Linked DNA regions of Homo sapiens: region 1 is linked to region 2. A link is a loop called in an ENCODE intact Hi-C map of the cell type or tissue named here. Cell type or tissue: breast epithelium. All regions are shown on one strand. Links, peaks and the distances in the headings refer to the core of each region. The heading gives the core; the rest is flanking DNA. Region 1 overlaps LOC101927967 (a long non-coding RNA gene). Region 2 holds the start of LOC101927967 (a long non-coding RNA gene).

The links. Peaks named below come from ENCODE experiments on the same cell type or tissue, not always from the same donor. Only the 100,000 strongest peaks of a DNase experiment are listed, where the experiment ranks them.
Region 1: a loop joins it to region 2, with 22 times the contacts of the local background. A loop is called at or near these places in 2 of 110 quality-filtered maps.

Annotation. Positions count from the first base shown.
Region 1 is chr2:78,221,805-78,224,731 of GRCh38, reverse strand. All of the region lies in intron 1 of LOC101927967 (a long non-coding RNA gene), which reads left to right. Among named protein-coding and RNA genes, the nearest start is that of SNAR-H, 270 kb to the right of the region's middle. In breast epithelium, for the core only: no CTCF peak of the experiment used is centred there; no DNase peak of the experiment used is centred there.
Region 2 is chr2:78,287,819-78,290,745 of GRCh38, reverse strand. LOC101927967 (a long non-coding RNA gene) reads left to right here and starts at 15. Exons shown (of 4, transcript NR_110288.1): 1 at 15-358. In breast epithelium, for the core only: no CTCF peak of the experiment used is centred there; no DNase peak of the experiment used is centred there.

The sequences.
Region 1 (2,927 bases), core at 230-2,729, 66 kb after region 2:
TAATTGACTTCAAGTCTACATAGTAGACTACAAATTGACTTCAAGTCTACATAGTTGTTAGAGAGATACTTGGTTTTCCAGCTTACTTTGCAGATAAGAGTAGTTGTATGAGTCAATTTTAACCAGTGGTATATATGCAGACGTCATCTGGGGGGCTTGTTGGAAAAGTCTTGCTTTCTTTTAAAGTATCAAGCATGAAAGAAAGTTGCTTAACTTGCTCCTTGTATCCCTTCTCCCTGACTCAATAATGGACATGACATCTACAGCACTACCTTCTTCCAATGATCATGAGGCATTTAGCACAAACACAAACCACCTGCACTATAGGGATTATGACACAGATCCTGGGTTGAATTCATAACTGAGTCATTACACAAAACCTAAAATTGCCTATACCTTGTTGTCTTGTTATGTAATTTAAAATGGCTTTATATTTGCAATAAGTTTTAGTTTGTTACTTTCTCCTGAATGCAATCCTAACTAGTATATTTTTATAGCTGTATAATTTTTGTAGCTGTATAATTTTTGCTCTATATATTCCAGTTTAAGAAATGTTACATTACTTAATTTTTCTAATCCCATTTAATTGTTCTTTAATAGCTTGTCTTTTTGGGGTAAGAAATATTTATCTCACTCAATCATGGTCAAGGTTGGGGAGCTGTTTCCTCCTCACTGCAATTTTATAATTGCTCCATGGAGATTTACACTGACCAGAAAATTGGGGTAAAGCACTTCCCCATGCCCACATTTACTCCCCCTTATGATCTGTTCAATACATGGAACCAAGACCTGTGCTCATTAAAAGCTTCCAGCTTAGTTGGCTACTAATCTTGTTTCTACTATCATTCACGTAGACAGACCTAGTTGTCTGGTTTCAGACCAAAATCCTATGTGTCATTTTTCACATTCAATCGTAGGCAATTGCAAAGGCTTTGCTCTGACAAGACTCACAAGGGGATACCACACTGCCCACCCCAGACTTGGTACACAGCCAGTGAATTGCACTCTCTGGAAAAAGTTGCAGTCAAGGACTCAGGATCCCTTAGTTGTCCATGTTCTTACATATATCTGAATTCTTAGTCCAAGTGCCTCCAATTTGAGGCTTCTTTATCAGAGCCTGTTGCAACGGCCTGTCTCAGGCTCCTCTGTCCAGATCACTTATCAGGGCTTTTTAAAAATATATTTCTCTACTCTGTTCTTAGCACTTCCCATCTCTCTTCCCTCATCCCTTGGGACTATAAAATGGCAGAAACTTTTTGTTCCCAGATTTCTCTACAGTGAGACAAACCCCATATCTTCAGGGATCACCCTGACCATCAACTAGGGCAATTTCAGGGGTTAAAATGGAACATTGTCGGAACCAGCACTTTCTCCTGTGTAGCCTCTTATTCATACTACTGCAGTAAATGATTAAAGGTTTGACCATTACATTCATTTGACTTGTCATAATTCGCTTACTGGACCTCTGGCAGCTGATATCTCCCCAGCTCAGCTCGGCTCTTGACAAGACCCATAGGAGGCACATAGCCACACAAGGTGTTGAAAGTAGGACTGGCCATAGGGATATTTTTTTTTTGGAAAATACTCTAGTAAAACTGTCTTTGAGGGTATATAGCTTTTTTCAGTTATGTCTTTTTTGTGTTTCCATATATTGAAACATTGCTCTTCTAAAATTTGAATATTTTTCAAAATATTGTTGGGATTTTACTGTTGTCCCTTCAAATCCAGAGATTCCACAATTCCTAGGACATGAAATTTATCTGACTTTGAGGGGGAAGATAACAGATGCCTCTCATTCTTTTTTTTGCAATGGAGTCTTGCCCTGTCACCCAGGCTGGAGTGCAGTGGTGTGATCTCGGCTCACTGCAACATTGCCCCCTGGGTTCAAGCGATTCTCCTGCCTCAGCCTCCCAAGTAGCTGGGATTAAAGGCATGTACCACTACACCTGGCTGATTTTTGTATTTTTAGTAGACATGGGTTTCATCACGTTGGCCAGGCTGGTCTCCAACTCCTGACCTCAGGTGATCCACTCACCTCGGCCTTCCAAAGTGCTGGGATTACAGGCGTGAGGCACTGCACCCGGCCCCGCCTCTCACTCTTTAGTGTTTAGGGTACAGTTGCAAGAATAAAAGAGAAATTAGCTTCCATTAAACAATCCTGTCAAATTTGTAATAGTACAACCTACTTTCTGCGTTTCAGTACTGCTCTTGGTTCTTTTATTTCTCCTGTATCTTAAGTCAGCTACTCCCTTTCTTGAGTCTCACCCTGCTACCTTGCCTCTGCTTCCTATGTGCTTAATATTTATGATAGCAGGTTTTTGGCAACATTCTTTCAATTCTCTCTTATGATCTTTTCCTTTACAGTCCTTTCTTTTTTTTATTTCTGAGAAAGAAAACTCAGACTCTTGGCCAAACTACTCTGTTACATAGCACAAGAAAACAAAAATGACAATATGACAGGGAAATGACACACACACATATGCACACACACATGCACAGTCAGAATAGTGGATACTGCTCTGTTGCTAATGTTGTCATGCTTTATTCTTCTTGAAACTGTCTTTTTGTATTCTATGAATTTGCCATGCATCTGATGAATGTCTGTATCTGAAAGAGGGAGAAAGAGAGAGAGGATATTCATGTCCTATTCTCTTCTCACATGGTTGTTTTTCTCTGCTGAGAAGTTATACATCCTTTTGGAAAATGTAAACTTTTTCTCCTTAGAAGAAAAACTGGGTTTTGGAAGGAATAACATCATAAAATTTTATGTCCTGTGGACAAACATAATTGGCTACTGTAGGTCTAAAGCAAGAAAGGTAGAAGGGAGAATAATACAACATATATTACGGGAATCTATATTTCTCTCTAAGATTCTAAGAATATTATGATTTATTCTATTTCTTTGTACTTCCTAAGTTTGAAATGGA
Region 2 (2,927 bases), core at 215-2,714:
GAGATAGTATATGCATCCTTTGTTTAGCTTTGCATGTTAGCAGACTTTGTTATTTCACTTATCTTTAGAGACACATTTATATCAGAAAATTTAACTTGATGATTAAAAAAATTGGTGAAATACGTGTAGACTTTTGTAACTGGATTATAGTTTCATCTAAGAACTCACTAAAAATATATTGAACTTCAGGAAGAGATTTTTAAATGGCTTTGGTAAGCCATTTAAAAGCCTTATTTTCCCAAACGAATTAGTGTTGGTGTGTGGATGAGGAACTTTGCTGTTATTCTGTGAGCATTACCTGATAAGAACTAATCAGATGACAGATGGAATCTGAAGCTTGTTCTGATGAATTTTTGAGGTGAGTTGGTTACACACAATTTCTATTTTATTAAGAAATTTATGCATAATAACCTATCCTAGGAGAAATCACAGTTAAACAATTTTGACCATTTGTGACTAGATATCTATGAGTAGAAAATCTCAAGATATAGAGCATCATAACTGTAGGACAGAATTAAAATTCTTGTGTTATAATTTCTAATTTTTAACTAGGTCACATCAATCAATTATCAAATGCTTTGACTGTTTTCAGCCTCATGCTTTTCTTTTAAATTATTTATAGATACATATCTTTGCAAACTAGGTCAAGACTTTTGTTTTGTAATCTATCTCATTTTAATATGTTTTTAATTTAATTATATGATTTGATCTATTTTAAATTGCATTATTTTACATTTAATTTGGCAAGTGATATGGGTGTTTTGTTTTTTTTTTAAGACAGTCTCACTCTGTCACCTAGGTTGGAGTGCAGTGGCACTATCTTGGCTCACTGCAACCTCCGCTTCCTGGGTTGAAGGGATTCTCCTGCCTCAGCTTCCCAAGTAGCTGAGATTACAGGCATGCACCACCATATCCTGCTAATTTTTTTGTATTTTTAGTAGAGACAGGGTTTCACCATGTTGGTTAGGCAGGCCTCCAACTCCCGACCTCAAATGATCTACCCGCCTCGGTCTCCCAAAGTGCTGGGATTACAAGCATGAGCCACCGAGCCCAGCTGGGAATTTCTTTAAATGAAATGAGATATAATTCTCAGTATTTTTTTAAAAATATTGAGAAACAAGTGGATTTAAATAAGTAATAGTAACACAGTGGTGTGCAGGTACACTATATAGTTAAGATGATATAAAAATGACTGAAGTTGTTAAATATTGCTTACATCAGTGCCAGTTATTCTCCATGCCACTTATTTTATATTGACTTATTCTCTTAAAATATTATCCCCTTATCAAATATGAAAAATACTATATGAGCAGAAAGATATCAGACTAGTAGAAGTACAGCAGATAGAATTAGCTGTCTTTTTATCTGATCGGCAGAGATTGTTTCCCGGATTCAGGGAAGAAAACAGTGGGGAATAATAATAATAATAATAATAATAATAATAATAATAATAATAATAAAAATAATAATAATAATAAAATCTCACTTTCACTGAAGCCTTACTGAATTTATTCTGTTTCTCCACTGTCCCCACACCATTCCTTGAAGTTCTATCTCCATAATAGCGTATTCTAATTTAATCTGTGAACTTCTAAAAAATATTGGCTAGCAAAATTCTGTAAATGTTATTCATTTAAAATAACAAAAAAGTGGCTGGGAGCAGTAGCTTATTCCTGTAATCCCAGCACTTTGGGAGGCTGAGATGGGTGGATCACCTGAGGTCAGGAGTTCATGACCAGCCTGACCAACATGGTAAAACCCCATCACTACTAAAAATGCAAAATTAGCCGGGCATGACAGCACATGCCTGTAATCCCAGCTACTTGGGAGGCTGAGGCAGGAGGAGAATGGCTTGAATCGAGGAAGCGGAGGTTGCAGTGAGCCGAGATGGCACTATTGCACTCCAGACTGGGCGACAAGAGAGAAACTCTTTCTCAAAAAATAAATAAATAGGGCTGGGCGCCGTGGCTCACGCCTGTAATCCCAGCACTTTGGGAGGCCGAGGCGGGTGGATCACGAGGTCAGGAGATCGAGACCATGCTGGCTAACACGGTGAAACCCTGTCTCTACTAAGAATACAAAAAAAAAAAAATTAGCCGGGCGTGGTGTGGGTGCCTGCAGTCCCAGCGACTTGGAGGCTGAGGCAGGAGAATAGCGTGAACCCAGGAGGCGGAGCTTGCAGTGAGCCGAGATCGCACCACTGCAATCCAGCCTGGGCAACAGAGCCAGACTCCGTCTCAAAAAAATAACAATAATAAATAAATAAATAAATAAATAAATAAATATAAATTAAATTAAATTAAATAATAAAAAATGAAACTAATATAATGAACAACATGTTCCACTAAGTCTTCTGCCATATTTTTTTGCATTTTCCATCAGCTAATAAAATGAGATGACACAAATACAGCTGTCTTTGAAACATACTTTGTACCCCCACTTGTAACATTGTTTGAATTAATATTTATTCATTCCTCTCTCTCTAAAGGAAATCCATTTCTGTATATTTTAAGCATCTATATATCTGTACTAATGTAATTATTCTTTAACATAGTATTATGCTTTTTAACATTTACATAAATCTATCATACTATTCATGCTTTTTGACTTTTTTATTCAAGAAATATGATGTTTTAGAATTAGATCTGTAGAGAAATACAGTTTATAAGTTGTAAGTGCTGTATTGATTCAATAAATGAATATTCTATATTTTATTTATGTTTTCTTCACCTGGTAGGTACTATGTTGTTTCCCAGTTTTCAATATCATAAATAATTGTGAAGATACTTTGAAAAATTTGCTGGAGTTCTTTTAGTGGTAAACATAAATTGGTATTTCAATATCATAAGCATATTCCATGATTTTTCTTGTGCATGTATATTTTTGTGTATATGTAAACATTTATCCAAGAAAGATTCATAAAGGAA